6 separate regions of the Mus musculus genome follow, and regions 2, 3, 4, 5 and 6 are each linked to region 1. Evidence: chromatin loops called from intact Hi-C (ENCODE). Cell type or tissue: left cerebral cortex. All regions are shown on one strand. Region 1 holds the start of Mrgbp (MRG/MORF4L binding protein). Region 2 overlaps Dido1 (death inducer-obliterator 1). Region 3 holds the start of Cables2 (CDK5 and Abl enzyme substrate 2). Region 4 overlaps Dido1 (death inducer-obliterator 1). Region 5 holds the start of Bhlhe23 (basic helix-loop-helix family, member e23). Region 6 has its middle 18 kb from the start of Gm30455.

Region 1 (5,000 bases):
GTTCTGCAGAGACCTGCTGTGGCTTCGTGGAGAGAAAGAATGAAGTCATCCTTCTCTCCTAAACCATCCAACCTGTCTATAGGCATCAAGTCTATATTGCCAGTCACGCGTTCTGAAGTAACAGACGGATGTTTGCAAATGTCATGGCTGGTAGGATGTGGTCTGAGTACAGAGATCGCACAAACCAGAGAGGACCAGCTAGGATAGATGAGGTTGAGGGTTACATAGGGAAGCTCCCTGAAGAAGGACGCACTCCAAATTGAAGGAGTATCCTACCTGGTAGGGGTGAGACTAAGGTGGACCGGAACCAGAAGCAGTCAGCAGCAGAGTCTACCATGCCTTAGATATTCAGAGAATAACCAGGATATTATCAATCAGCTCCTGGGCACTTAATATGTGGCAGCTCTTAGGTTGGGAACTTGCTTTATGACATGTCCCAGATGGTAGATTATGCTTCACCCAGCCGTACAGTAACTAAGCCAAGTTCTGCATGCCAACCAAGCAGAGGCAAGGGCACCGCCCCTGTGAGATCATAACTCCCAGCTGCATCATATCCACATGATAGCAGTGACCCCACACCCCCTTATGAAGCTTTATTGGGCCACACCTCCCCTGTGGCATTGTGGGAACTTTTCCACCAGCTACGCTTTCACAGTGGGAAAGCTGAAGCCTGGCCACAGACTGCTGTCTGGCTCTGAGCTCTGAGCTGTCCCAGACAATGAGACAGGTCAGAGCCAGCACCCTCCATGGTTCCCTGCTGTGAGCATTGTCTGGTTACAGGCCTGAATGAGGGGCAAGTGGAGTGTCAGGACTGGATTCAAGGCTTGTGGCAGCCAGCAAGTGATCCTTATCAAGACCCAAGAGTTCAGAGCTACAGTGGCCCCATAGCACAAAGGAGAACAAAGGTTCTCAACATCTTAGTCTGAGAGGCATCAGTCAGAAAAGGGATTCTGATGCCTGGCAATGGCTGAGGAATGGGTAAGTAATGAAACCTGGATGGGTGGCAGGGTAGGACCCATGGCACAGCTGACTGGGGTGACTCAGGCCCAGAAGCAACCATGTTCTTAAGGCTGCTGTGCCCAGCCCTTGGCCCTATCCAATCCCATGTAGAGCTACTAACACCTGCCTGAAATTCTGACAGTCTGAGTTAATCATCCAACCACTTCTGGAGTGGATCCACTGTAGGGACAGAATGGAGGTACAGGTAGGTAGCAAGGCCGACAGGACCTGGATTTCTGTCTTCTGATGCCAAGGAAGCACTTAATTCTGGGACTGTCGTGCACTCAGGTCAGGGCTACTGAAAGATATACAGAGCTTCACTCCTACAAAATGTGATTGTTGGGCTTTAAATTTTTAAATTATTTATGGTGTGTGTGTGCAAGTGTGCATATACCATGGAATACATATAGAGGTTAGAATACAACTTTTTTTTTTTTTTTTACTTATTTTATTTATATGACTATGCTGTAGCTATCTTCAGACACACCAGAAGAGGGCATCAGAACCCATTACAGATGATTGTGAGCCACCATGTGGTTGCTGGGAATTGAACTCAGGACTTCTGGTAGAGCAGTCAGTGCTCTTAACCGCTGAGCCATGTCTCCAGCTCTAGAGTACAACTCCTAAGAATTGCTCCTCTCCTGCCAGCTCTAGGATCCAGGGGTGGAGTTCCAGTTATGGGCTGTGCACAAGGATCTCTATTAGATGGGCCATCTCACTAGCCCATGGGATGTTGTTGTTGTTATTGTTGTTGCTGCTGTTGTTGTTTAAACTATTTTTCTTAAACAGTTTTAGTGAGATGTAATTTACATATTGTACAATTTATCTCTGGCAAGGAGAGACACACCTTCACTTCTAGCTGAGTTCTTTTCCAAATTACCTAACCAGGTGAAGCCCAGATTTTTGGGCCGTGTGTGTCATGCTATGCAGACTTGGCTGACTCAGAACTCCTGCCTCTCTCTCCCGAGAGCTAGAATTACAGGAGTGTGTCACCACGCCCATCTGGTGCATTTTTAAAGCATAAGGTTTGTTCCCTCGCCTTCTCCGGACAGAGCCGTAGGCAGTAAAAGGTTCAACCACCAGGAGTCGCTGCTGCACCGGAAGCCAGTCTTCGCTGCGCCTGCGCGGACGCGGGCACGCGGCGTTCTCCAGCCCGGCGAGTGCGCGCCCTCCACACCAAGTGCGCCTGCGCGGAGCCTGTAGTATTTTCCCCCTTCTCGCGCCGGGCGCTCGTCAATCGCCGGCGGCCATGGGGGAGGCCGAGGTGGGCGGCACGGGCGCCCCAGGCGACAAGGGCCCAGGCGAGGCAGCCCCGAGCCCTGCTGAGGAGACGGTGGTGTGGAGCCCTGAGGTGGAAGTGTGCCTCTTCCACGCCATGCTGGGCCACAAGCCTGTCGGTGAGCGCCGCGCCGCGCACCGGCGTGGGGGTGGGGCGGGATAAACCGTCGGGCGGGCTGGCGGAGCCTGCGACCTCCCACGGGACGTGGCCTCCCACTCTGGGGTGCCCTACTAGTCTAAGAGCCTATGACTTTCCTGCCCGAGAAGCCCTCTCCCTGGGGACACTCCTGACTTCCCTGCCCTTGAGACACTCCTACCCCAGGGAACGCCTCCATTCCCCCCCACCCCCCCACCTCTGCAGCCCCCTGTCCTTGGACCCGCCTACTATACACACCCTAGCCCCTGGAACACCCACCTGCCTTGTGGCACCTCTCTTCCCCTTTGACATGTGACTCCTGCAACACTTGCACCTGCGGGTTTGCCCACTCCTGCCCCTCCTTCTTCACCCATGTCCTACGCACAGAGGTGCTGTCCTAACCCTCAACCCACTGTCCTACCTCTCAGGGGTGAATCGGCACTTCCACATGATTTGTATCCGAGACAAGTTCAGCCAGAATATTGGGCGCCAGGTTCCATCCAAGGTGATCTGGGACCATCTGAGCACTATGTACGACATGCAGGCACTGGTGAGTTGGATCCTGGCCTGCCCATTTACGGGCTGACCGTGGAGTCAAGTCCCAGATCCTGTCAGCTGTGGTACAGGACAGAACCCTCTTCTCACTTGGGGTTTGGTATGCAGAGCAGAGGTGATCTCAAAGGATGAGGCTCCTTCCTCAGAAAAGCTTAAGTCCTGTTGTGAAAAGCACAGACTAGCGATGATCTCTGACTACTTTTTCAGGGCACCTACCTACTTTAGATTGGGTGGCACAAAAATCGTCGAGGTGATAGTTGAGGTCTGAGATGACAAAGAAGCCTTCAGCCACCGTAAAAAGCAGTAATGGTACAGCGTCAGTATAGGAGGGTCCAGAGTCGTTTGAGAGTCTGTATACTGTGGGAGCCAGACTCCTCCTCTTCAGAGAGCCTAGAGATAGCTGTGTCTTGATGGGTAGCTAGGTAACTGGTTTGGAGAGCTGGCAGTGGCTGATGGTTCTGCAGGTAACTAGTAACCTTGCTAGTCAGGTTTGTCTGTCTTGTCTGGTAGGCAGTGAGACCAGGTGACCAGGATGGGTAGAGCTGTAGGTGCCTTTGGTTGTTCATGGTACCCCTGGATACATTGGCCTGGTGGGAGTGTTACAGTGGTGAGCCGGGTCAGGTCCTTGTGTGCACATCAGCAGAGCTGCTGTGTCTCCAGGGCTCACTCAGCGGCATGGTCCTCTCCTCTAGTTTTGTTTGGCTGGTGCTAGCCTGGTCCTCTCTAATCATCTGAAAAGCCCAGCTGAGGTGGACTCTGCAAGCTGGAGCAAGGACCCCACCAGCTCGCAGCCTCCAGCCTGCTTCTCCTGTACATCTTAGTGAGCTGAGATCCTATTTTCTGTTTCTTGAAAATACAAAAATGCTTTGTGCCGGCAGCACGAGTCTGAGATTCTTCCATTCCCAAATCCAGAGAGGAACTTTGTCCTTCCAGATGAGATCATTCAGGAAGTCCGAGAAGGTGAGACTCGGCCACCACCAGGGCTGGGAATAAAAAAAGCCTCACCAGGCCAAAGGTGGGGCGGTCTGGGGCCTCCAGGGAGGTGTAAGGATCCTGCTCAGACCATACCTCCAGTGGCACCTGGGAGGTTTTGGGAGCCAAGGGCTGGGGAGAGCGGTGCTCAAAGGCAGTCTCCTGATGGATGCCGTCTCGTGATGGACGCCGAGGCCTGTGTGGGCAGCGAGAATCGGAAGCAGTCATGGCCAGACCGTCCCCCAGCGCTGGCCACCACCGTGGGTTTCCAGTGAACGGCAGCTGTCTCCTCCACAGGAAAAGTGGTCATTGAAGAAGAAATGAAGGAGGAGATGAAGGAGGATGTGGACCCCCACAGTGGGGCTGATGATGGTGAGTGTGAACTGCCCTTTGGAGCAAACATGTCTCCCCCCCAGTCTCCTCACCGCAGGCCAGCCTCAGGCAGAGTGAGGTCAGGTAGCCATGGAGTCAAGAGTGAATGGTCACTTAAAGATGAACTCAGTGCAGGTCATCTTAGGCAGGATGGCCCCTGGGGGCCATGAAGGAAGGAACCAAGGGCCAAGGATGGGGGCCTCTGAGGGCCAAGAAGGAAGGGGCCAAGGCCGGGAGCATCAGGTGGGCTCAGACAGGAGACCCCCTGGGACTCCAGGTTTCTCTTCAAGCCCAGCTGTTCAGGGCACTTACCCAGGGGAACATAACTGGGTACAAAGAGCCTGATGTACCTCTGATTTCTCTAGCTGAACAGGAAAATGAGATGAGTGTCTGTATATTCTATTTCAGCCAAATGATTTTGTTTCTCAGTTTTTTCATCTTCAGGGAGCTTGGGGAAAGCATTAGAAAAATCCAGCAAAGACAAAGAGAAGAACTCCTCAGACTTGGGGTGCAAAGAAGGGGCAGACAAGCGGAAGCGCAGCCGGGTCACTGACAAGGTCCTGACTGCCAACAGCAATCCCTCCAGCCCCAGTGCTGCCAAGAGGCGCCGCACATAGACACCTCATCCTCAGGTGGCCACAGAGATGCTCCAACTGCCTGTCTCCAGGTCCCTGGGTGAATGTGGCCA
Region 2 (5,000 bases), 74 kb after region 1:
GTACACGTGCTTACTCATGTATGTGCCTGTGAGGATGTGTGTACACGTGCTTACACATACATGTGTACAGGAGTTGGAACTCCAGTCTGTAGTTTCCTTCCACTATAAGATGGGCCCTCTTTTAAGTCTGGGTTTCTGAGGAGTAAGTCATGTTATAGCATTGCCACCAAGATCCAGAGCCAATCCAGATCCCCAGGTTGTCCCGTGCTGCCTCTCACCCGTGTCCCAGCCTAGCCACCTTGATCTTCCTTCTGTTCTCCAAGTATCGCCTTTATGCAGCCACTCCATAATCGACTCAGGAGGGCCCTGGCTTACAAACACGGGCAGTGCCCCCCCAGAACCTCCCTTACTGCTTCCCCCAATCCTCCAGCTTGTACAGCACTGGGAAACCACCTGTTCTGGCACCGGCCTGAGTACCTGTCCTAGCGCCAGCCTGAGCAGGGCCACAGCCTCTCCAACAGCTCAGTCCCCAGAGTCCATTTTCTTTCCTGGGTGCAATTATATCCCCTCAAACAAAGCTGGCTCTGACTGTTGCTGAGTGGGTGGTGACTCTGTAAGTCATTTGAAAAGTGCTAGATTTTCTAAGGGGACGGGTGTTCTGCTTGTCACCTGTTACATCTTTGTGGCCCCAGTTGCACTGTGGTCGTTAACAACACTGGTGTGCATCATGGAATAACACACTGCTCACAGTTTCCCCGTCTTTGTAGACTCTGATTTGTTCAGAGACAAAGAACTCAGGCAGCAAGGTTGACAGATGGCCACAAGTCTCCTGAGGGCAGAGGGGCAGCAAGCATGCCCGTGAGGCCTCAGGTCTTTGGCCAGCTTTATACAATGACGCCAGGCCTGTAGGGCAGTATTCCCCGAGGCCAAAGGGCAGAGAGGTAGGAAGCCTGAGCAGTAAAGCATGAAGTACATCAACAGGGCCAGACCCTCTTCTTGCACCAGGCTTCTATGGAGCCACACAGCGCCCTTTGCACAAGTCTTTGTTCCCTGGAGCTTCACTTGGTAATTGTGTCCCTGAAACCAGCATGGCAAAGCAAAACGGCGCAGGCAGACCATTCCAGCACTGACCAGGATGTCACAGCAGCCTTGGGCTTTCGTGCACACTTCCGGTACTTCCCATTGGTTTTCTACACCAGCACTTGGGACTTTACAAACGTACAAGTCCTGAGCTGTCTTTCTACCTCAGGCTCCCAAGTGCTAGGGTTGTAGATACACCCCATTGCACTCCCCCACTCCACCCCCCCACCCACTGCATCCCCCACCCCCACACCACATCCAACACCCCCACCCCGCACCCCACCTGGTGAGCTTTTACTGTGTTAACTTCCTGGGAAGATGTGAACATTTCTGTTCACCTCAGATAAGGCTCTGGTGACAGAAAAAGAAACAATTCTACCAAAGTCGAGTTTGGTGATCCAATAAGTTGGTCAGGTCTTCTTACAGAACACAGGTGACTCCAAAATAAGCTAAGTTTAAAAAAACAACAAAAAAAAAATCATACTTTTTTTTTCTTTTTAAAGTAAAAACTTTGTAAACAATACTGTTTTTGAGACGGGGTCTCACTATGCAACCCTGGCCCTAAACTCAGAAATCTGTCTACCTACAAAGCATGTGCTACCAAGCCCTGCTGTAAACATGGTATGCTTTGAGGATTTACCCAGTAAACCTACAATACTATACACAATCTCAATTTTATTAATTAAAAAAAAGTAGATTAAAGTATTATAGTTGGCTCTGAAATGTCCCCCACAGGCTTAAAATTTTGAATACACAAGGTTCTGCTCTGGGAGCTAATAAAACCTTTAAGACAGGGAGGGGACCTAGCTGGTTGACATAGGCCACCAAGTTAGGGAAGGGTGGCTTTGAGGGGTTCAGCCAAACTGTACTCCAGGTCCTGAGCAATGTTTTGTTTTGTTTAAATTGTCCTTTTTTTTTTAAAAGATTCATTATATATATATATATATATATATATATATATATAATGAATATATATTTATATATATAAAAAAGTGCTCTATCATTATGTACTTCTGCATGCCAGAAGAGGGCATCAGATCCATTTATAGATGGTATTGAGCTACCATGTGGTTGCTGGGAATTGAACTTAGGACTTCTGGAAGAACAGCCAGTGTTCTTAACTGCTGAGCCATCTCTCTGGCCCCAGGGATGCTTCTTGATTCACTAAGATGTGAGGACAGGCCACAAGCTCTCACTGTCAATGACTGCTGTTTGTCTCCACAAAGCACTGACCCTGAAGTACTAATCAGTCTTTCCTTTCTCCCTTGTTTCTATCAGATATGTCACAGCAATGAGGAAAGCAAATATGTTTTACTGACAGTCTGCTGGGTGTAAAGTTAGCTGACCATCACCCTGCACACCCACACGTGTTGCTGCTGTGGGAAGCAGCAGGTTTGAGATCCAGTACCTGCCAGCTGCCTTCCCCCTGGTTGTTGCCCTTGGTATGACTGCAGACATACCCAGTCATCACTGCTTTCGCTGGGACACAGACACCATTGCTTGCTTGTTACTGGGCTTGGCAACGTATGTCCTAGCTGGTGTTGCCAGGGGTCTAGTATGAGGTGGAGGGCACTACCATACCCTGGGGCCCCTAATAAATCTTTTCATTTCCCCTTACTCTGCCTTCTCAGGTGTGCCAGAGCTGTAAGCTTTGTCCACCAAACCCTGCAATAGGTTTCACAGAGCCTTGGAATAAATACAACCCTGCAATAGGTTTCACGGAGCCTGAGAATAAATACAAGTGATATAACCCAGCCAAGGCACACATGTAAAGTTAAGATGAGAACTAGAGGAATGGTGCCAGTCCCAGAACTCAGGAGGCTGAAGCAGGATTGCTGTCAATTTGAGGCTATATAGTGAGACTGTCTTAAAACAGAAAGTGGATATGGCTGTCAGGGGCTTCTTTGGTGAGTTGCCCCAGCAAACACTTCAGCTGGGTGCTGGTCAGGATCATCCTGCCAAATTCTTGCTGCACTGGGTACCATGTGGGGATGTAGCAGCTGGATTTAGGTCCAAGTCTTACCAGTAGGTGGCAGTCAAGGGCAGGACCACATGTACTTGAGCTGAGCCAACTACACTAGAATGTTGGCTCTACAGCTCAGCTCCCTTAAAAAAGCCAGCAGTGAAAGGCTAGATTCTATCCATGGCACTTATGCATTTCAGACCCACTACCTTCTGCCAAGGCGCATGTTGCCTCCAGTGACACCTCCAGGCTGCCTGTAATCCCATGAACCTGCAGTCAGGGTTCTCTATAGAACATCAGCCAGCACATTACTCTGTGGGCGGTGATACCGTAGCACAGCCGGCAGCATCCAACACACAAGTAGGGTTGCCAGTAGGGAGTGGGATGCCTTTGCCTGTACCTGTGACAACTAGGGGTCAAGGTTGAGTGAAGAGAGAGACAAGAACTCTGTAGATATTTATTCTACTTCAAGTAACAAAACCTATGGAGTCCTGTGTTTCAATGGACAGTGATATAACACTCTGCAATACAAAATACAATGTACAGAAATTTCTACAAAGTAAACCTAAAGAAACACACTTGATTTTTATGCTTGTGCATTTAAGTTAGAAAATTTTACTTTACACTTTTTTAAAAAAACAAAAAACCTTCACATATTAGATGTTGAAACTGACACTTTCATGTAATTTAGCCTACTATTTGGTTTACAATAGCAAATATCCCAAATTGCTATTTTCCCATGTCTTTTCAACTTAAACATCTGTGCTATAAAGTGAAAAAATCTGTAGTGATGTACAGTGAAATAAGACTCCGAAGAACAAACGAAGCTAATTCTCTATCTGAAAAAGTAAGTTTATGAAAATATAAAAGGAACTATCAAACATATTTGCACAGTCAGATACGTTAGCCAGCCTTCTTACAGCATCTTTAGAGGCAACCGGGGCGACACAGCAGTTATCCTTCCATGAAGCAGGCTGCTTCACCACCATCCTCTTCGTTTCCAGATTTGGTACAAACATTGCCCCATCCCACTGAGAAGCTTCCAAACCCATCGCCTATCTGGAGTCTGTCAGTCTGCAGAGCCACTCAGAGGGCAGCAATGGGCAATGCTTGACTCCTGTCTCTTCCCTCTTAAATGCTCTGAACTGAATCTTTCTTTCTTTAGGCTGATAAATTTGAACATTTAAAAATAAATTGTTATTTAAAAATGTTACAATTTCTACTAGGACAGGCTATTTCTAATTAAGTTCTGAAAAAACTTGTAAGGTGCTGCATTGCTGGGAGCTGGGCGGGCCTCAGAAGGCAGTTCTTCCACCGCTGCAATTGCGCACAGCCCCCAGCTCACCTCGACAATAGTGCTTTCCGACTAGGACAGCACTGAGGAAAGCCCCTGGATAGACGGAAGCAGAGATGGCTACACAGGGAAAGCTAGCTCTAAGGTCCACTGAAATCCCCTTAAAACTTACACCAGTCAAGTTATTGGAAAAAACTTTATAATCTGAAAAAAAGCAATATGCTTTTGTAGACATTTTCCCATTTCTCTAATTTTAAATGGAAATATTTTTAAAAAATCAGAATTGTAAAGTTGGGAAAATTTGTAACAAACCATTATACACAAAATTACAGTAATTCCTGAAGTCCAGAATATTATATCCTGTATATAAGTTCATAGCTATTTCAAAAACTCTTTGCTCAACACATTTTATGCACTTGGCTTTTAAAGGGGTCTTTGCCAGGCTGAGCCTATATACACAATAACTGACACAGGTCTTTGTCCACACCAGCAGGTCGTGTCCCCAGCCCCGAGTGCAATGGCCTCTAGGCCTGGGCTGCAGCAGGGCCCCCCTCAGAGGTCCTGGCCTCAGGCTTCTGGTCCCGAGGGCTCTCTCTGCTCTTGCTGCGGTCCTTCCGGTCCCGGCCTCGGTCCCTGTCCCTGTCTCGTGCTCTCTCACGGTCCCTGTCTCGGTCTCTGCTGCGGGACCTGTCTCGGTCTCGCCGCCTTTCTCGGTCCCGGTCG
Region 3 (5,000 bases), 310 kb before region 1:
TGGCTTCTCGCCTCCGGGACCCAGGCTCGGGGGCCGTCCGTCCAGGGAGATGTTGTTGAGAAAGAAGAGGGCGGCCTGACGGCGCCGGGAGTCCCCGCGCCTCCGCGGCACGGCCGGCGGGTTCCGGGCGGCCGGCGCGGGCCTGGAGGGGCCGGGGGCCGGACCCGGGGCTCCTCCCGCCGCAGCCGCGGCCATGCTCGAGTGCGCCGCCGCGCCGCGCCGCCGCGCAGCTGCCCATTGGCCGCGGCGCGCTTGCATGCAAATACCACCCCGTCACTCCCGCCCATTGGCCGCGGCGCGCCCATATGTAAATATAGTTCCGCGGTTCCTGTCTATTGGTTGCGGCGCGCCTGTATGCAAATACCACCCCGTCGCTCCCGCCCATTGGCCGCGGCGCGCCCATATGCAAATATAGTTCCGCGGTCCCTGTCCATTGGTTGCGGCGCGCCTGCATGCAAATGAGGCTCCTCTGAGCCCTTCGATCGGCTAGCGATATGTGGCTTGCCCCGGCGCTCCCCTGAGTCCTAGAGTCTTCTGTCTGTTGTAGGTTTGGCGTGGCTAAACACGGCAAGGTCGGTAGGTGCACGGAACCTGTGTCCTGTTCTCCCGTCCAGGACTCGGTGTACAGGGCACCCTTCAGCGAATGTTCATTATGGGCTGCAGACTCAGGGTGCGGGCCTGTTGTGGTCACTTGCTCCGGGGTGTTCCCTCAGCCCTGGGGTTCTTCTGGGCAGGTATCCATCCATGTTCCACCAGAGCCTGTAACTTCCGGGCTGTGCCGCCTGGCCTCCTCACTGACTGCTGAAGACACCCGTCTATGGTCTGAGGGCAGCTGACATCTCAGTTGCCTCATGGACGTGGTCTTGAGTCTGCATGATACTGGAGTTTCAGTTTCCTTCGTGGAGGATGTCCAGGACTCGAGTATACAAACCCTTCTGGCTCAGTACCGTGTGTGTATGTCGGCCCTTCCCTGTACAGAGTCTTCACCCTACCATCACCTGCTCTTTCCAGCTCCCAACCTATGTGGACTTCTTATCTTTCTTTTGTTTTGTTTTTCAAGTCAGGGTTTCTCTGTATAGTGTAGACCAGCCTGGCCTCGAACTCAGAAATCTGCCTGCCTCTACCTCCCAAGTGCTGGGATTAAAGGCATGCGTCACCACTGCCCGGCGACTTCTTGTCTTTAAAGTGTTTGATGGATCATTGAAGAAACACAAAGGAAAATCTCCCCAATGTTCTTTTTGGTCTATGGTCACTGCCTGCTCTGGTCCTGTGGCTGCTTAAAATGGGTGCTGGAGTGGAGTTGGTTGAGGGAGAGAGATCCCTGGGAAGTGGCTTCTTTCCTTGGGAGAAGCCATCGGTAGTGTTACCTATAGGAGTTCATACTGCCAGTTCCTTCCCTGCTTTTAAGGCTCAGGCAGGCTGATTCTGTCAGACACCCCCCTCTATCCATGGCATCTCCCTGTCATCCCTGAACAAGTAGGCTTACCCTTACTCTGTTCTGACCCCCCTCTTCTCCACTGCCTTTTCCTAGCTACCCTGCCAGGAACCAGTGACAAGGTGGACAGTTTTCCTGTCTAGTAGAACGCAGGGCTTGGTCCATTGAGTGGTGGGCACTCCCAGAGAGAGTAATTTCTGTCAGGGGGTCATGGTGTCTGCTGACCTGGGGTGGTGTCCTTCACACTCAGGCTGCTTACCTTTCTGAGTTTTGGTCTCTGGTAGTATGAGGTGCTAGCTGTATGACTAAGCTGCTTTGGGATGGGTAATTGATCGTGGCTAACAGAAGCCACTGTCTGACAGGGATGACAAGGAGGTGTGCTCCTGGCAGGGTACCATGAGTGTGGACATAGCCCTAGAGCTAGACCCCAATATTGGCAGACAAACCTGTGAGGTGATTGAGGGACATTTAAACAGGAACTTGGCCTCTTCCTGGGTGTGGTACTGTGGGTTTTTTTCCCTCACAGACCAAACCTGACCAGGAGGTCAAAGTGGATAAAACATACAGCTTGTGTTTTATTCAAATTTGAAAAAGCTGAAGAATCTTGTAACTGATTGAACACACACACACACACACACACACACACACACACACACACACACACCTGGCTGTCCCTTGGAATTTTGTCCTTCGGGCCTCTCAGGTGTGCTCAGTAGAGAATGGTACTCTGTTAAGCCCAGGCCTCACCCAGTCCCAGTGACAGTTTCTCCAGTTCTGGAAGTTTCAGGCTCTTACAATTATACCCACAGTTCCCTTTTATGCTGTAGTCCTTCTACCTGGTTTGGCCAGCTCCAGCCTTCCTCACTCAGTTATGGTCAAGTGAGTTCTCCTTGGCTTTCACCCTGACCTTTTGGCACATATTTAGATGCTTATAAGAGCATGCTAGGAACTTTGCCTGCTTGGCACACTTCTATTCAACCCTCAAAACCCAAATCTAAGCTTCAGGTGCCACCTTCCTTGACCTCCCCAAGGCAGCTTCTTTCTCCCTTATTTCCCCACACTGGACCCTGACTGGTGCTTTGCCAACAGTGCCTGTTTTTGCCCTGGAAATGGCAGCTCTTAAACTTCATACACAGGTATTTCCCTAAGTTTCTTCAATACCATCAGGATCTAGTGGTTCAGGGCTGATTCTTAATTCTTAGTCTTGGTTGCATCTGCCAAGACTCCACAAGGGGGCGCCTGAGACCGCGCTGACTGAAGCGTCCTTCCTAGCCTGGAAAAGTCTGGGACCTCCATCTCCTCTGGAGGTGGGGACCTTGCCCAGAAAAAGAAGCAGGGCTAGGCTGAGGCTCCCCTATTCCCCGCCCTGCCTTCAGATGGGAGGAGCTTCCCAGAAACCTGAGAAGAGACTTGGCTGGCCAGCCCCTCTGGATGTAGGCGGAGCTTATGGGCATTGACTATTCCGAGCTATCTTCAGGTCGTGTGGCTTGACTTGTGCAGGCAACAGTCTGTGACAGCTACCTCTGGGCAAATGCAGTGTCCCTCAGTCTGGAGAGTTAGGTCTCCCGACAGCTGTTAATGGGGGAGAGGCTGAAGTCCTCCTTTGGGCTCCTGGGACCTTCCGCCGGTGTCAGGGGTTCCTTCGGTTTCCTCTTCCCTTGGGATGGCTTCTTGGGGGCTGTGGGAAAGATGAAGTTAGAATAGAGATGGCAGCAGCCGGTTTTTCTGGCTTTCTACTTCTAGGCTCAGGAAAACGCAACTTGGTGAAGTCTGTTGGCCACTCTTGCTCCTGACAAGGTAGTGACTGGCTGGAGCACGGGAGGAGACCCACAAGTATGACCAAAGGGCTGACTCTCACAGAGCCTAACCCCAGAGTCTCTCTCACTGCCAGCGTGGCTGGGACTATGACCACAAGGGGTGGGCATCTGGTCTGGGCAAGTAACACCCAGGACCTTCTGAGATGCTGGGTCTATGGAGCAGAACCTCAGTTTCCCTCATGTGTGTCAAGTGGTGTTGAGTCTATGTGCTGGTCAGAGCACAGACAGAGACAGCTACAAACCCCTCCCATTCTGCATGGCTTGAGTTAATCCTAGGATGTGTGACATCCTGCTAGGCAAAGTGGGAGCATGACCCTCACGGGACATGAGCCTGTTCTCACTGGCTGTCTTACTCAACGTGAAAGGCAGAAGGTGAGACTCTGGTAACTCAGTGGACCACACCCCAGCCCGTGCGTACATAGCAGGAAGTGCTTGGAAATGACACAGAAACCCTGGCCTCCACTCGGAGCAAACACAGGCTGCGGTCAGTCCCTTTCCGGCAACAATGGCTTATTGTGGTGGCCCCAGCCCAGCCTGCTGAGCTGTAGCCTGGGCAAACATAGGGTACATGCATATTAGCTTAGGTGTTCAAAGACTCACCATTGTGCACCGGAGGAGGAAGTGTCCTGACACTCTTACCCAGGACCAGGCTGGGAGTCTGCTATCTTATCAGACAGAGTTGAACTCAAAGGTACCGCCCTGGGCAAACATGTGAGCAGCCCTGACACTGAAGGAACACATACCCCAGAGCCAGCTGGATGTGCCTCTGTGGCTGCCCAGAGGGTCACAAGAGGGTCCAAAGATGCCAGCACCAGGGAGCTGCTTACAGGGCACGGTATAACTGTCTTCAATTCCCTGTCTCTCTTTTGGAGACTGGGGCTCATATTGCCTAGGCTGGCCTTGTGGCAGTTGAGGATCCTAATGTAATTTACATTGTTCCCGTGGCTGGGGGTGGTGGTGCACACCTTTAATTCCAGCACCCAAGAGGCAGAGGCAGGTCAGTCTGTGAATCTGAGGATATAGCCTGGTCTTTTTTACAGAGAAAGTTCCAGGCCAGTCGGGGCTATATAGTGAAACCCTGTCTCAGAACAAAACAAAAGAACAAATCAGAACAAAAACCAACGCATTGTTCTCTGTGGAAGATGTTATTTCTTTATGTGTGGGATGTGAGCTCCAGAGGCTCAGGGGTGCTAGGCAAGCCTTCTGCCAACTGAGCTGCACCCCAGACCCTCTCAGCCGCACTCTTAACTCTTAAGTTTATGGAACTCTGGTGTTGGTCTTCTTGAGGGAAGGAAGCTAAGGCCCAGGATTACCTCAAGGAGGTCATTTGGCCAGGATTCACAGAGGCCTTTCCTGAAGAGGCTCGGGGCTTCTATCAGGCTCCAACTGGAACCCAGATGCTATTCTCCAGGTGTCTAGAGACACACCCATCACATTCCAGGCCCCGCTTTCCCCTCCCGGAGGTAGGTACCTTTGTCCTGCAGGTCTGAGGCCCGCTTCCTCTTCTGTTGCTGACTCTGTTGGTGGTCTTCAGCATGCCCCACCCCTGGCATGCTTGGCTCTGCACTTGCCTCAGAAATCAGGCCCGCCTGGGCAGAAGGAGACACGCTCAGGGCAAAGGACACCCTCTCCTGCCTGGGCATCCGCCAGGACTAACTTGAATGAGTGACTGAGGACCCACCTTGGTGTCTGATGTGTCTGACTCCTCCAGTTGCTCCAGGGCTAGCCTTTGTGCTCTGACCTTCTTT
Region 4 (5,000 bases), 96 kb after region 1:
AGCGTTTGAGGTAAGCCTCGTCTATAGAGTTAGTTCCAGGACAGCCAGAGCTGCAGAGAAACCCTGTCTTGAAAAACCAAGAGATTGTCTAAAACAAATGCTAAGTCACAAGGTTTGCTTGCACCAAAACTTCTAGATGCCAGTGGGCAATCAAATCAGTTTAATTAAAATCCTGCATCAAAGGCACACAAAATGTCTAAAAAGAGGTACCTGTGGGCAAGTCCAAGTTCAGGTCACAAGATCCACATAGTTCAAGGAGGAAATAAACTCTGGCATACTCAATCTCATATTCATTCTCTCTCCTCCCTCCCTCCCTCCACCCTTCCCCTCCTCCAAGTCCTGCTTGGGCCATGGAACTGAATGATGTTTGTCTGTTTGTCTAACATGTTGACCAGCAGTCCAAGTGGTCAGATGAGGTAAGGAAATGTCTGGCAACATTCGGTTCAGGACAGGTGTCCTACCGGCAAGAAACAAACAACTATGAGATGGTTCATCTAGATAGGCAATCCTTAAACACTACAGTTTAAGCATGTATATGACTGAAGCATGACTTTAAGATCATAAATGAGGACTTCCCACCTTGTGCTCCCAGTAACCATTTCCAATTTCCCAGGAAGGGCAGAGAGCTCAAAGAGCAGAGATGCCACATACAAGGACAGCCCTCTTCAACAAGCTATTCTATATGCTTAGGGACACCATCAGGTACTGCCAGACCTGACGACCAACCTGTCTGAGAGGTAGCCTAAACCACTGCCATATGGCTGATTATAAAGTGGTACTGAGGAACCTAAATATAAGCTGCATTTCATCTGAAGCCCTTCAATTCCATCCCAGAGGACTGCTACAGGTGAACTCTATACTTGCTCAGAAGCATGCCAAACCTCAACCTCAAAGCACTTTAGGGGGTTTGCAGAGTGACAATGACATCTACCTAAAACTCTGATGTTTTTCTAGATGAGGACAGAAAATACCAAAAGGCAGATCTGTGCAAAATAGAAATTATTTTTACAATACAGTATACATGACAAATATATGGAGAAAACACATTCTGAGCCAAGGTTCCCATAGATCAAGGACAATGTCCAAGGACTCTGCAGTGGATGTCTACTACTCTTGGCTCCAGTTATATTTAGCAATTTACCTTCATATCTGACTGCTGGGTTGTGTGGTGGTTAAAAATTAGAAGAGTCCTCTGAGGAAGGTACAGAGAAGGAATGAACACTCAGATAATGGTATGGACCAAGTGCTATACGAGTGTGACATTGAACAGGGGTATAATAAATGTGTACTAGATTGCCAGCTGACTTCCACTCTACAAAACAAAGCATCACCCAGCCCTCGACAAAGCCCCTCCATATAGTAGTATGGCCTGAAACATCTGTGTTGTTTTTTTTCTGGTCACAAACAGGGAATTCAAAACCAGAGGTTCCACCAAAGACCCAATCTCTCTTGGCCGGACTACATTTCAGTTATTCCTGACACTCCAAGTATACACACTTGATGGTTTGAGAGCAGCTATACCTGAAGACCACCTATTAACGTAACTCCCTAACCATCACTCTGCAGCCTGACAGCTCTGGTGGCTTCTTTCCTCTTAAGGACGTTAGGACACATTAGGCACACTCCCAACAGTGCATAAAAGTCATGTTATGTAATTAAACTGATATGTCCCATAAATGATGGCTTTCCCTAACCATTTGCCTACTAGCATCTTGAAACACCAAGCCCCCTTCTATTTTGGGTGGTGTTAAACAGGGCAACAGTTACCCATTGCAACTGCTCAAGGGACTGGCATGTTTCTCTAGCCCCTACAGGTAGGAATAATAGTGGTGTTGGCTTAGGGCAGCAATGCCAGCAACAGGGATTGACCTTCATGATTGAATAGAACAATGAATGAATTTGCAAATCCTTATTCCATTCCCTACCCCAATACTGGGTTTTCAAAAACCTGTGGCTTGGGCATACTGGACAAACGTCCTATTGAGCTACTGTTCCAATTGAAGAATTCACTTCACTTTTAACTATATAAAAATTACATAGCTGTAACTCATGAGAGACCCATCTTACTAATAGCACTTTACACTGTGGGTTGCTGTCTCTACTACTAGCTTTCTCTGCCCTCTCGTGGGGTAAGAAGGTATTGACCAACACTAAGGAGGAAGGCATCTCTAGTCCTGTGGACTACTAGTGGAAGCAAAGGTTGTCATGACCAGTTCTTTGTAATGGAAACTAAGCTGCTGAAAGTTTGACGGAGTAGGGAAGTAGAGTGCTCCGCATGGGAACCCAACTCTATTCTCACACCATGGGTCCATTAGTAAGGTTGCTATAGCTCTGTTGGTCACCAGGTGGCAGTAATGATCCACAAAGGCAGGAAAGAGAAAGGCATTAGGGGAACAAACCCTGCTCATGTACCCCCAAGGTAGAACCCCACAACTGCATGAAGTTGAAACAGGATCCAGGTGCAGGGTAGGGGTCCACACCTATAGTCCCACCCATCCCAGTCACGCTGCCTGATGGCTAGTCTTAGGAGGGCAGGCTGGCCCCATGCAGGTATCTCACCTCCAGAAGCCTAAGGGGAGTTGCTTTTTTTGAAGACAGTGATCAAGCAGCACCTTGAAACAAGGCCAGGTGCTGAATTCTGTTCCTCAGCTCTGGCTCATGTAACTTAGGACTTCCCATTGCTTCACCATACCTCTTTCCAGTGAGGTGGCAGTGGAAATGTTTTTGCTGTTGCTTCCTAGACATGCTTAAGTATCTTCAAATAAATAATTTCCCTCTACCCACACCTCATGCACATGCCTGTAATCTCAGGATTCAGGAGGCTGAGGCAGGACTGAAAAAGGTGGCCGGGACTGATATTGAAACCATCAAAAAAAATTAATACTTATCTTTAAGAGAAGTTACCAATTTAGTTTTATATGTAAGAAAACGAGGCTTGGACAAAGCAGCACAGGCTACATCAGAGATGAGTGCCCAGTGACTATGCATGTGACTAAACATGTGACCCTGCAGAGGTCCACATCCAACTAGATGAAAATCTTTTCTTACTCATGTCCAGTATTTGACTTCCATCTTAATGCAGAGACCAACTCTTGCAAGTTATCTTAACCAATCACATAGGATCTTGAAATCTTCAGCTTAAATCATGTTGGATTGGTAATTTCTTACATTGTTAGTCACTGGAATACAGTGTGGTGAGGGCCATGTGGGTGTGTTCAATCTGCCCAGCTACGTGGAAGCTGAGCTGCTGTTTCTCAGATTTCCCCAAACATACCAGGTACAGATGACTTCAGCCAAGTTCATTTTAACCATTATTTCTTTGTACCAAGTTATTACAACAATCTGTGTGCCTTCCTAGACCCTCCAGACCTAATGGGGCCAATGCTGGAGGTGCAGTGGATAACCAGGTGTAGAGAATGCAACCAGTTACCTTAGGTTCTTGCCGAGCTCTTCCAGGTTTGTGGCAAATCAATGTTGCCCAAACCTTCTTTAAAGCAGCCAAGAATCTGATCTACGTTTACACTCTAACTTCTGGATACTAAGCATGTTAACTATGTGCATGTTGGTGTGTATCAGAAGCATTTTATCACTTTATACTAATGATTGTGGCAGGCATCTTCAGAGGAGACCTTTGCACTCTTGAGATCAGCAATGCCATCAAAAGGATTTTCTTGGGAGTGTTAACTCTGATCCACAGCTCCTTAAGTTTACAGGAAGGTCATTCAGAGAGGTGAAGGACACAGGGACAGCTATAGGACTGGAGTACTCTTAGGGGCTCACTTTGCAGGTTCAAGTTAATGCTATGATCCAATTTTCTCAACAGTGGGCTTTTAAAAGACTTATAAAAAGCAAGATACCAAAAGAATGTAACCAACAACCTAGTAAGTTTTAGCTCTATGTATATTATTCAACAGCTGCCAAGTTTAACCCCCTCATTACCAATTTTGTCCCCCCCCCCCCAAACTGGGAGGGGCTTGGTTAAGATGTGCAAAGCCGTTCTCCTATCCCCTTTATTGCCACTAACAACTGTGAAGACAAATAAACGGCTCATGCAGCTGATAAAACACAGGCCCACCTGTAGGTTTCTAGTACCCGCCACAGGGCGCCTTCATGACCCCATGAAATGTGCTCCTGAAGCCCACACCTCAAGATGCCCTGGGAAACCCCATGTTCTCCCTGCTCTACCACCCACCTGGTCGCCTGTGCAGGATGCAGCCACTCCCCAGGTTTGAGTTTGTAGGTGGATGGGGTTTTGCTTTAATTCCCTACAGCCCGATGAAATGTCATGTCAAGATCCATTCAAACACCAGTGTTTTAAGTCACTTGATGAGCCATTTAGTGAGTCCAAAATACTAATTATTGTGATTATAAGTATAAATACTAAATTTTGTTTCAAAACTCTAATAACCCAAGAATATTTTAGGCAAGTGTTCAGCTCACTACCCTCCCCTGGCAATGGGAGGTGTCAGTGGAAATAAAACACAGAAGGATACAAAAACTGTAACAGCGATATCAGAATCTTTGGAAATTTTAAAAATGACAATTGTTTCTATAAATTAAGGAAACTGTACAGATATTCTAGAAAGAAAAAATATATAAATCAGGGGAACAACTGTTTGTGAAATCGAATCACCTGCATGTGGAGGAGTGGTTTCCTGTGCAGAGCAGCATGCTGCCTGCCTGTATCCACTCAGAGGGGCAGCAGCTCAGCTCAGCTCTGCCATGCAGTCTTCTCAGTGTACATGGTGAGCATCCACGAAGAATGTAGAAGTGTTTCCAGCACTGGCTTCACTTTGAGCTTCCCTCCCTCCCCTCCCCTGTTGTGTATTCTGCACACAGGCAGTGGGGAGACAGGGCCAGAGTCCTTGGGACACAGTTGCATAGACTGTGTGGTGCCCTCCCACTGTGCAGAGGAAGAGGGATCAAAGGGGACTGGTCCCATTTGGATAGCAAGAGGCAGAGAGGAGACACTGCTCCTCACTGATGACGACACTCTCAAT
Region 5 (5,000 bases), 200 kb after region 1:
TCCTGCGCCTTCTCACCAAGGCGCGTGGCCGGCCGGGGCCGCTCTACCTCCCACTCGTATTGGCTTCGTTTTTAAGCTGCTGAGGCTCCCGATGGGACTTCACGCCGTCCAATCAGAGGGGACCTGCTGCCGGCATCTTCCCAGCCCCGCTCCACCCTCTATGCGGACCCACGGGCCTGAAGATGGGAGCCGCGGAACCTGAGGGCGCTTTGCCTGCTTCTTGGCCCCTCAACTGCCATTTCTTGTTTCCTACGGGGTCACTTTCCCAAAGCTCCAGTCTTGCCTTGTTCTGAGACCCCATCCGCAGGAGCTGCGCGCTGAGCGGGAGCTCCCAGCTGGGTTCTCCTCCAGGTCTCCGTATCCTTGCGAGTTGAACCAAATCAAATCATCTTCCTGTAGGCGGCAGGTCGTCGGTCCCTTCTGTCTGTCGCCTCAACACAAAGTTCTCCTGACAGGTGTATTCCAGTGTGGCTCCCGCGTTTGGGATGAAACCTTTTGCTTAGGACAGACAGACGTTTCCCTCGACTTCTGAGGTGAAGGATTCCCAGTCTTGTCCTGGGGGGAAGAGTATGATGGATTTTCTGTTTTGGCTGGGGAGTGAGGGCTGAGCAGAGGTCGCTGTAGAAGTGTCCAGGTTCCTTCTTGTAAGTGAGGAACTGGGGTTGACTTCACCTGCCCAGGCTTCAGTCTCAGCCCAGACCCCTCCCCACACAACAGATAATCTAGAGCCTGGTGCTTCCTGTGCTCCGGCTGGTCCTGAGTGTCTGGTTCCTATGTTGTTACACACTCAGGAGCAGGGGCTGTGCTAGGGGCTGGCTCATCTTTCCTAGTATGGGAGCCACGAAGCCAAAGTCTCTGCCTTATTGGAGACTCAAACTCTCTGAGGTTAGGAAAGGCAGAGCAGGTTGAGTTTCTGGTACCACCTAGTGCTGAAGGCTCCCTTTCTACCTAAAGAACATGAGGAGCTGCAGGCTGCAGGCTGGCCCTTCATATTTGTCAACTAAAGCCCCAAACATGAAGGCTGCTGAGGGGCTTGGTGCTTTTTGAGAAGTCCTCCAAGGTATGAACTTGTTAGGGCTCTGTGGTTTCAGCAAGAGGTCGATTCTCTTCAATATGGTAAGAGATGGGGTCTCCCTGGCTTCCAACTCTGTTCTGAGTTTCACCAGAAAAAGAAATTATTCAGTTGTTGGGCACTCTCTAAGAGCGCATAGATGCTAGAGGCACACTTGTGAAGTGAGTGTCGGTGAGAGCCATGTGTTTTCTGGAAGGTTCCAGGAACTCTATGTCATCACCAGTATGCAAGAACACAGATACAAACACATATGTGCTTAAGGAACATCAGACTTTGCTCTGGGCCTGGAAAAGAAAGAAACCAGACAACATCTTCTTGACTGCCAGAACTAGTTCACCATGTGGCCAGCTACACTGTGGAGGGCAGGTATCACCTAGAAGGACATCCTGGCCCAAAGAATGAGGTGCTTCTAAGAGTCCTTTTCCAAGTACTTGTCCCTGGGCTGATGGTGGTATGGGTGGGAGTTGGCAGTCCTGAGGCTATGGATCACTTCAGGCAACAAGAGACAAGATCTACAAGAGGAATAATGGGGCCATTGGGATGCAAAGATGGAAAGGCACACAGTAGTAGCACAAGCCCCTGAAGCTGTTCAGGGGAGTCTGTCTCCTTGGATGACAGGGAGGTTGGCCTCCAGAATGACATCCCAAGAGAGTAGTTTTGAAGCTGCCCCTGTGGCAGCAACTGCATAGATTGGAAGGGGAGGACAGCATTGCACTTGTCTGCTCCAGTCCAGTAGAGCTTCCAGAGCCTGACCAAAGCAGTGTGGGAGGCTAGGAAGAGAGCGCTGTTTGCACGGATCCAGGTCTCAGCCTGTGGGTGGAGGACGGCTCCTGTGGCCATGCTGAATGGGAGGCTCTTGGGTGATGTGGAGTGGATATTGTTATGAGTGGGGTGTCAGCAGGGTGCACTAAACTCTAGGCCATGGCCATGGATGTGGTGGGTCTTCAAGCTTTGCTTTAACAATGACTGCTATTGATTTGCATTAAAGATACAACCTGGGTCTATGAGGGATAGACTCTGAGCTTTCTAAACTGCCCAGCCAGGAGAGTAGATGTCCTCCAGTTAGAAGACTAATGTTAGTTGTCTGACAGAATCTATAATCACCTGGGAGGTATAGCTGAGTATTTCTGTAGGAGACATCTTGGTCATGACGGTAGGCTGAGAAGGCAGGTCTACTGTGCCCTGGGGTGGGATCCTGGGCTGTTAAATGAAGAGAGTGATATAAGCATCAGTTGCTCTCCTATTCTGGCTGTGTGTATGATGTGGTCATCTGCTTCAAGCTCCCGCCACCTCGATTTTCTCACACGATGGACTCTACCTTGAACCATGAACTAAAACCCACCCTTCTGCAAGTTGCTTTCTGCCAGAGTGTTTATCACAGAGACGAAAAAGAAATGGAGACATCCAGTTAATTGAGAACATTCAGTTGCATCCATCACAGCTCTGAAGGGTTAGGTTGGGGACAGGCATGGTTGCCAGCCACCTGTTTGTAATAGGCAAGATGGCTGGGTGTGGTAGCACTTGCCTTTAAACCCAGCACTTGTGAAACAGATGCAGGTGGATCTCTAAGTTCAAGGCCAGCCTGGTCTCCACAGTGGGTTTCAGGACATTCAGAGATACATATGAGATCCTATCAAAACCAACAAACCAAACAAACTGCAAACCAACTTGCAATAGGCGAGCTGCAAGGAGAGGCAGAGTTTTGCAGTGCCACACTGCCACCTGTAGTGCCACACTGCCACCTGCTGGATGATAAGGAGATTGCACAAGCAACTTCTCAGGCTCTTTCCCAGATTGGTGGGCAATTGGAGAAACCCCAGGTTTACCATCACCCCTATCCAACGTTCCTTTGCTGGAGCTGGGCGCCGTAGGCATACCAGGGCTGAGTAGGACCACAGCTGAGAAGGCAGCGCTCTTGATGCCTCTCATCCACGAAGCATGGGAGGACATGATGCTCTGCACCAACCATTTGTACGTTCCCATTACAGATGTGGGTCCTCTCCGTAACACACATGGTCTTAGGATAACGCATGGGACTGGAGCCAGGACAGCCCCATCCTGACTCAGAGTGGGCGTGGTCTGGCTTTTTTTTGAGGTTAAAATGGACCTTAGATTTTGGATGAGACTCTTCCCCCACTGTTTGGATGTCAGGTAATGGTGGCCTCCTCTGGGTAATTCAGCCATCTCATATGAGGGAACCTGGTGACCCTTGCCTCATGCAGACTTCCCAAGTGCTTCTGGGTGGCACGAGTCCATGCCCTCAAATTCTTTCTGGGCATGGACTTTTCATTTCCCACGGGGGACTGTCTTAGGCTCTGTTCTATTGCTGTGAAGAGACACCATGACCACAGCAACTCTTTCAGAAGTTTAGTCTATTGCCATTATGACAGGAAGCAGGGAGGCACACAGGCAGAAATGGTGCTGGAAAAGTAGTGGAGAGTTCTATATCTGGATCTGCAAGCTGCAGGAAGAACACACAGGACCTGGTTTGGGCGTTTGAAGTCTCAAAGCTCATCCCCAGGACACGCTTCCTCCAACAAGGCCACACCCACTCCAACAAAGCCATGCCTCTTAATCTTTCTCAAGTAGTAGTAACACTCCCTGATGACTGAGCATTCAAATATATGAACCTATTCTTATTCAAACCACCACAGGGGCCATGGGGGAAAGTCTTGCCTTTGTGCCCTCTCTTCTTTTCTTTTCTTTTCTTTTCTTTTCTTTTCTTTTCTTTTCTTTTCTTTTCTTTTCTCTTCTCTTCTCTTCTCTTCTCTCCTCTCCTCTCCTCTCCTCTCCTCTCCTTTCCTCTTCTTCTTTTCTTTTCTTTTCTTTTCCCTTTCTTTCTTTCTTTCTTTCTTTCTTTCTTTCTTTCTTTCTTTCTTTCTTTCTTTCTTTCTTTTTTCCCCAGGATCTTTTTAGAAGCTCCACAAGGGACATGCTCCCATCTGCGCACCAGCTGCAGGAGAATTGACAAGACCTCATCCTTTCCCCTTTATTCTCCCTTCCCCCACAGGAGCATCTGCTAGCCTTTTCCAAGGTGATGAGGAAGTGTCCTGTGTATGTTTTATTTATGTTTTTAGGGTTGGCAAGATCGCTTCATAAGCCTGGTCACCAGAGTTCAATCCCTAGAACCTACATAAGAGAAGTGAGTCCTGAAAGTTGTCATCTGACCTCCATACAGGTGCTGTCTCTCTCTCTCTCTCTCTCTCTCTCACACACACTCACACACACACACACACACATGCTTACACAGCACACATGCTCACACACATATGCTCTCTCTCATACACATACCCATGCTCTCACATACACATGCTCACACATACACATGCTCACATACACACATGCACACACTCACATACTCACACACATACACACCTGCTCACACACCACACATACAAATGTAATACATAACACTACAGCTGTGTTTTAAACATGTTTATCAAGACATAATTTGTATAATGTGCAACTCGTTCATCTAAAACATTTAGTTCAAAGACATTCAGAAGCTGTATTCTGGGATACACAGCCCTCACCCTAACTAACCTCAGGACAGCCTCTACCTCATCCTACTAGAGTCTCCTGCTGGCGTTCTCACCCCGCCCAGCCCACACCTGCACTGCTGACAGTCTCTGAACTGGGCTTGTGGAGTTCTGCTCTGCACTGCTTAGTTGACTTAGTTGAGGGGTGTTCTCTAGAGTGATTCCTCAGGTTATGAGAGAAGAAACACAGGGTTCGGCTTCAGTCTCGATGTAGTTACTTTGTAGCAGTTTCCCCCGTATTTCAGCACTCCTCTTTCCCAGAAGATAGAGTTCTTACTCCATGAGAATAACATTCTAGGTCCTGCATGTCTTCCCTACCAGTCAGATGTGGGTGGGTGGTGCTGACCCTGATTATAGCACCTGGGACTTGGCTGTAAGTACCCTTTGTC
Region 6 (5,000 bases), 160 kb after region 1:
TAGCCCTCACTGTTTTGGGAACTCATTATGTAGGCCAGGATGGTGTTAAACTCATGGAGATCCTCCTGCCTCTGCCTCTCACATGCTGAGGGTTAAAGGCGTGAGCCACCACTGCACAGGTTACCAGTGAGTTTAATTGGAGTTATTTACAGGAACATGGGCAACTTACAGGTGGCTATACCACACAGGAAAAGTCTTCATTCCGAAATCATTGGTGAGGAGGGGGGTTTGCATGGCTAAACTGCCTCATGACTTCTGCTCTGTGAGGAGTGCTAATGTACTCAGTCCTGTGAGGGGCTCGCGCCAGACATCATTTCAGAATGGCCATGCCATGCCCGGAGGAGAGTTTTCCCTTGTATCATCTCCTAAGGCAGGGCAGAAGGCTCAGTGAGTGAAATGTTTGCTGAACAGCACGAAGGCCTGGGTCTGGCTTCCCAGAACCCACACACCAAAGCCAAGCACAGTGATAGAGTGATGTGCGCCATAACCCCACCCAACAAATCTTGGAGCACACTGACCAGCCATTCTAGTGTAAATGGTGAACTTCAGATGTAGTGAGAGACCTTGACTCAAAAATGGAGTTACTGTAGAAGAAAACATCTGTGTCCACTTCCAGCCTCTTCATGCACCAGCCTGGGCTAGCAGTGACATAGGTTAGACCCTCTCTGCTGTCCTGGTGCACGAGCAGTGCTCGCTCACCCATCTGCACAACTCCTGTCAGAAGTGTGCACAAATCTCCAGAGCAAGATGCCCTGAGCCAGGTGTGCCATGAAGTAACCTGTGAGCACAAACTTTCTTCTGTGGTCTTCCAATTTTGAATAAAAATACTCTTTTAAGACTGGTGTGTTAGGGGCTGGAGAGATGACTCAGCAGTTAAGAGCAGTCTGACTGCTCTTCCAGAGGTCCTGAATTCAATTCCCAGCAATCACATGGTGGCTCACAAACATCTGTAATGGAATCTGATGCCCTCTTCTGGTGTGTCTGAAGACAGTTACAGTGTGCTCATGTATATAAAATAAATAAATCTTTTTTAAAAAAGTGTGTGTGTGTGTGTATGTGTGTGCCACATGTTTTGGGGTGCCCAGGGAGGCCAGAAGAGGGCATTGGATTCCTCAGAGCTAGATTTTTTTTTTTTAGATTTATTATATGTAAGTACACTGTAGCTGTCTTCAGACACTCCAGAAGAGGGCGTCAGATCTTTTTACAGATGGTTGTGAGCCACCATGTGGTTGCTGGGATTTGAACTCCAGACCTTCGGAAGAGCAGTCGGGTGCTCTTACCCACTGAGCCATCTCACCAGCTCCCCAGAGCTAGAATTATAGGCAGTTGTAAGCTGCCCAGTATGAGAGAACCAAACTTGGGTCTTCCGGAAGAGCGGGGATTGCTCTTAACCAATGAGCTATCTCTCTAACCTGGCCTTGTAGGATGAGGCCTGATTGTTCAGTCCGAGGAGCACCCTAGGACCCTCAGGCTGTGCTTCCACACCTTCCATAGTTGTGTTCTTGAAGCTAGGTAGCCATATTTAAGAAGGCCCCTGCTCTGACTAGCATTTTGTCAATTTAAGGTGTTGGAGTCATTTGGGAAGAGGGAACCTCAGTTGATAAAATGTCTCCATCTGATTGCCTGTAGGCAAGTCTGCGGGGCCATTTCATTAGTGATTAATGTGAGAGGCCAGTCCACTGTGTGGGGTGCCACCCCTGGGCAGGTGGTCCTGAGTTGTATAAGAAAGCAGACTGAGCAAGCCATAAGAGGCAAGCTAGCAACTTTGCTTCAATTCTTACTTCCAGATTCCACTGTAATGAGATGTGAGCAGGAAATTGTAAGCTGAAACAATCCCTTTCCTCCTGAGTTTGCTTTTGGTCAGGATGTTTTAATCACAGCACAATTGAAATACTAAGACGGGAACTAGAGGGGTGGCTCAATGGTTAAGAGCATTGGCGGCTCTTCCAGAGGACCCACGTTCGTTAATTCTCAGCTCCCACACGGCAGATCACACATCTGTAACTCCAGTTCCAGGGGCTTCTATCACCCTCACAGAGACGTACATTGCAGTCAAAAAATACATTGCACATAAAATACATTTTATTAAAAAAAAGAGAAAGAAAGAAAGAAAGAAAGAAAGAAAGAAAGAAAGAAAGAAAGAAAGAAAGAAAGAGAAAGAAAGAAAGGAAAAGAAAAAAAGAAAGAAAACACTAAGACAGTCCCATCCTCCCGGGCTCAAGGGGTGGAGCCTGCCTTGAGTTAGTCTCTTTCCCTTCCCCCCTCCCTCCCCCTCCCCCTCCCCCTTCCCTCTCCCAATCCCTCTCCTCCTGTTTACAGGTAATGCAAAATTTATTATCTTGCTTTTTTTCTTTTTTGGTTTTTTGAGACAGGGTTTCTCTATATAGCCCTGGCTGTCCTGGAACTCACTTTGTAGACCAGGCTGGCCTCGAACTCAGAAATCCTCCTGCCTCTGCCTCCCAAGTGCTGGGCTTAAAGGCATGTGCCACCACGCCCGGCTAGAAACATGTTTTTAAAGCTTCTGGGCCAGTCCAGGCTCCCGTTGGGGTTTGATGGGGCCTCTCTCACATGGGCCTGGAACCTGGAAGACACCTCTTCTTTGCTTTAGCTTCCTAGAAATAGAGTCTGTATAAGTGCGTGTGGGTATGTATGTGCGTGGGTAGCTATGCCTGTGTGAACTAGTCTTGGTGGGTTTTTTTTACCGGTTCAGCCCACAACCTTGAATACAGCCATTTATATTCCACCTCTGGCCGACAGAGGGCACTGCCAGACAGGGCCACGTTAAATTTCAGGATTCTGTGGGGACTGGTGCCACCTAGCGTCCGTCTCAGGACACACAATGTGAGGGAGGGGCCAGTCTTCTGCAGCATAGAAGAGAAGGGGGCTGAGAGAGCATTGAAGTAAAGGCACCGGAGAAGTCAAGCCCAGTTCATAGTGAGGTAAAGACAAACGTGAAGCCAAGAGGAACCTTTTCTAGGTCTTCGATTCTTCCCCAGGGCTGAGATGGGCATGTTGGATGTATGACAAGTAAGAACTTTTCGACCAGTCCGTCCTGCCCTTAGTCTGGAGCATCCACAGTGGGTACGTCCTATTGCCCAGGAGAATTGGACATGGGGCTCCTGACTCCACCTTTGATGAAAAGATTCGGAAGGCTTGAGCAGAGAGGTTGCAGGTCCAGAGTCTCCAAAAGACGTTGTAATGTGGTTCTCCAGCACCCGCCCTCCCGCATCCTCCTCTTCACACCCTAGGCCCTTCGCTGCCCCTGGGAGCCTGTTCTCACATCCTCTCAGAGCAAGAGTTACTTTTAGATGTTGGGCTCAGTGTAGGTGGTGAGAGTTGTCCTCCCTGGGCACGTGGGACTTTAGTAGACTGTCCTGGAGACCTTCAAACTCCACCTCAGGGGACAGTCAATTCTTTATGGAAAAAGAGACTCTTTTTCCCACACTGGGGCCCATTAAGAGATGAGTCTCCTGGGAATCTAATCTAGAACAAGAGAGGCACGTTAGGACTAAACAGGGATGCTGCAGGGCCTAGCCCACTTTATGCATAAAGATTTTGGGATTGGCCACAGTCTTCGTGGCAGTTGTTAGATTATTCATAGGGGAGTTTGGAGGTGTGGACACATCTCCTGCAGCCTGGTCATGCCTAGTGTCTCTGTGAACCAACTGGTTGATCCCTCCTATCTCTGCCTGAATGTCCCTTCAGTTGAGACTGTGCCTGCTCAAGTAACTGACCTGTTTACAGGCTCCTGAAGTCCTGTGCAAACCTCCCTAGGAGTCCCCCACCTCTAGCTTCAGCTCAGGTACAGGGCTGCCCCCCCCCCCCCAGTTACCTTAGGTGAGACTTCCCTGTCATTCCTTTAAATCAGAGTCTTTAATGGCTGCTTAATATTCATAATTAGTATGTTAATGTCCCCTCCACATCTCTAGGCTTGTCTCCCTATTTCTGGGCTATTGTCCTTCAGCTGTAGGATAACAATGCCTTGAGGTGCCCACTTCTTCCCTTGGGAACCCCTGGACATCAGTTTTCTGGGTGAAGCCATCAGATCTGGGATGGTGCCCTGGGCTGCAGAGCCTCCAGTCCCCAGTGTTCTCTGTTCCCTTGTCTGCCAACCCCTCCCCCACCCACTGGCTCCTACTAAGGGAGGTAGTAAAGGAGATGGTTTGTGAGCTAGAAATATACTTTTGATAGGGTTTACTTTATTATGTTTAATTGAAAAGCAGTGAAGTTGAGTCATGAATATTCAGGTTAGAGTCTCTGGCAAGAAGCCAGTTTTCGAGGGTGATTCAGGGACTCACCTCAGCATGGGGCCCGTCCAAGGGGGAGTGGTGGTGGGGAAGCTATTAATTGAAATAGCTTCATTAATTAGTAATTAACAGCGGGGTAATGACTATGTCACACGTCGTATTTCAGTGATGCCCTTCATGTGTTATGGGGCCTTTAATTAAAGGATGTGCATTTTAATTAAAGGCAAGCCTGGCCCTTTGGCCTTTGGAATACAAAAGATGCTCTTGATTCATTTGAAGCTGGGGGTTGGGGGCTGGAGGCCATGAGGGTCATAAGCCGGAACAGGAGAGGACCTTGGCCCAAGGCTACAGAAGAGAAGGAGACTGAGAGTCCCCTGAATGCTGCACCACACACCCACTGGTTCCCCAAGGGCCCAAGTCCTGGAGGGGAAGCCTGGAGAACCATGACTTTAGGGACACAAAACCTCTGGTGCCAGCTTCATTTCTTTTCGTTCTGAGATACTAGGGTCTGTTCCAACAATCAGGACAGCCAACAGAGGAGATGAGGAGTCTTCAAGGGAGGAAATTGAATCTCTAACTGACTGATCGGAACACTCCGGACCTCCGACTGACTAGCAACCAGGTGCCTCTTTATTTATACACATTTCACAGAACAAAGACAGGCTAATGAATATGCAAGAAGTACAGATTATATGTCTGATTTTTTTATTACATGTCCAGGGATACAAGTTCAGTCACAATTAGAAAGGATAA

What was found. A loop is a pair of places that touch in the nucleus more often than their neighbours do. Peaks named below come from ENCODE experiments on the same cell type or tissue, not always from the same donor. Only the 100,000 strongest peaks of a DNase experiment are listed, where the experiment ranks them.
Region 2: it touches region 1 in a loop (2.4-fold over the local background); 4 of 42 quality-filtered maps call a loop at or near these places.
Region 3: a loop joins it to region 1, with 12 times the contacts of the local background. A loop is called at or near these places in 16 of 42 quality-filtered maps.
Region 4: a loop joins it to region 1, with 2.2 times the contacts of the local background. A loop is called at or near these places in 5 of 42 quality-filtered maps.
Region 5: it touches region 1 in a loop (7-fold over the local background); 19 of 42 quality-filtered maps call a loop at or near these places.
Region 6: a loop joins it to region 1, with 8 times the contacts of the local background. A loop is called at or near these places in 25 of 42 quality-filtered maps.

Annotation. Positions count from the first base shown.
Region 1 is chr2:180,580,560-180,585,559 of GRCm38, forward strand. It overlaps Mrgbp (MRG/MORF4L binding protein), which reads left to right and starts at 663. Exons shown (of 6, transcript NM_028479.2): 1 at 663-978; 2 at 2,052-2,396; 3 at 2,842-2,963; 4 at 3,847-3,928; 5 at 4,238-4,312; 6 at 4,742-5,000. The coding sequence starts at 2,249. The coding sequence ends at 4,929. Gm30144 (a long non-coding RNA gene) reads right to left here and starts at 1,309. Exons shown (of 5, transcript XR_001783605.2): 1 at 277-1,309. In left cerebral cortex, a CTCF peak has its summit at 2,079 (motif pointing right); a DNase peak (open chromatin) is centred at 2,097; H3K4me3 peaks cover 1,812 bases; H3K27ac peaks cover 690 bases.
Region 2 is chr2:180,654,538-180,659,537 of GRCm38, forward strand. It overlaps Dido1 (death inducer-obliterator 1), which reads right to left. Exons shown (of 16, transcript NM_175551.4): 16 at 3,426-5,000. The coding sequence ends at 4,802. Among named protein-coding and RNA genes, the nearest start is that of Tcfl5, 14 kb to the left of the region's middle. In left cerebral cortex, a CTCF peak has its summit at 3,048 (motif pointing right); a DNase peak (open chromatin) is centred at 3,071.
Region 3 is chr2:180,273,261-180,278,260 of GRCm38, forward strand. Cables2 (CDK5 and Abl enzyme substrate 2) reads right to left here and starts at 205. Exons shown (of 10, transcript NM_145851.2): 1 at 1-205. The coding sequence starts at 195. Rbbp8nl (RBBP8 N-terminal like) reads right to left here. Exons shown (of 13, transcript NM_173031.3): 12 at 4,934-5,000; 13 at 4,386-4,841. The coding sequence ends at 4,683. In left cerebral cortex, a CTCF peak has its summit at 2,671 (motif pointing right); DNase peaks (open chromatin) are centred at 362 and 2,695; H3K4me3 peaks cover 841 bases; H3K27ac peaks cover 326 bases.
Region 4 is chr2:180,676,559-180,681,558 of GRCm38, forward strand. The region is part of intron 6 of Dido1 (death inducer-obliterator 1); the gene reads right to left. Among named protein-coding and RNA genes, the nearest start is that of Gm22502, 19 kb to the right of the region's middle. In left cerebral cortex, a CTCF peak has its summit at 2,318 (motif pointing right); a DNase peak (open chromatin) is centred at 2,305.
Region 5 is chr2:180,776,856-180,781,855 of GRCm38, forward strand. Bhlhe23 (basic helix-loop-helix family, member e23) reads right to left here and starts at 45. Exons shown (of 1, transcript NM_080641.5): 1 at 1-45. In left cerebral cortex, a CTCF peak has its summit at 2,826 (motif pointing left); a DNase peak (open chromatin) is centred at 2,803.
Region 6 is chr2:180,742,675-180,747,674 of GRCm38, forward strand. No RefSeq gene overlaps it. Among named protein-coding and RNA genes, the nearest start is that of Gm30455, 18 kb to the left of the region's middle. In left cerebral cortex, a CTCF peak has its summit at 2,785; a DNase peak (open chromatin) is centred at 2,763.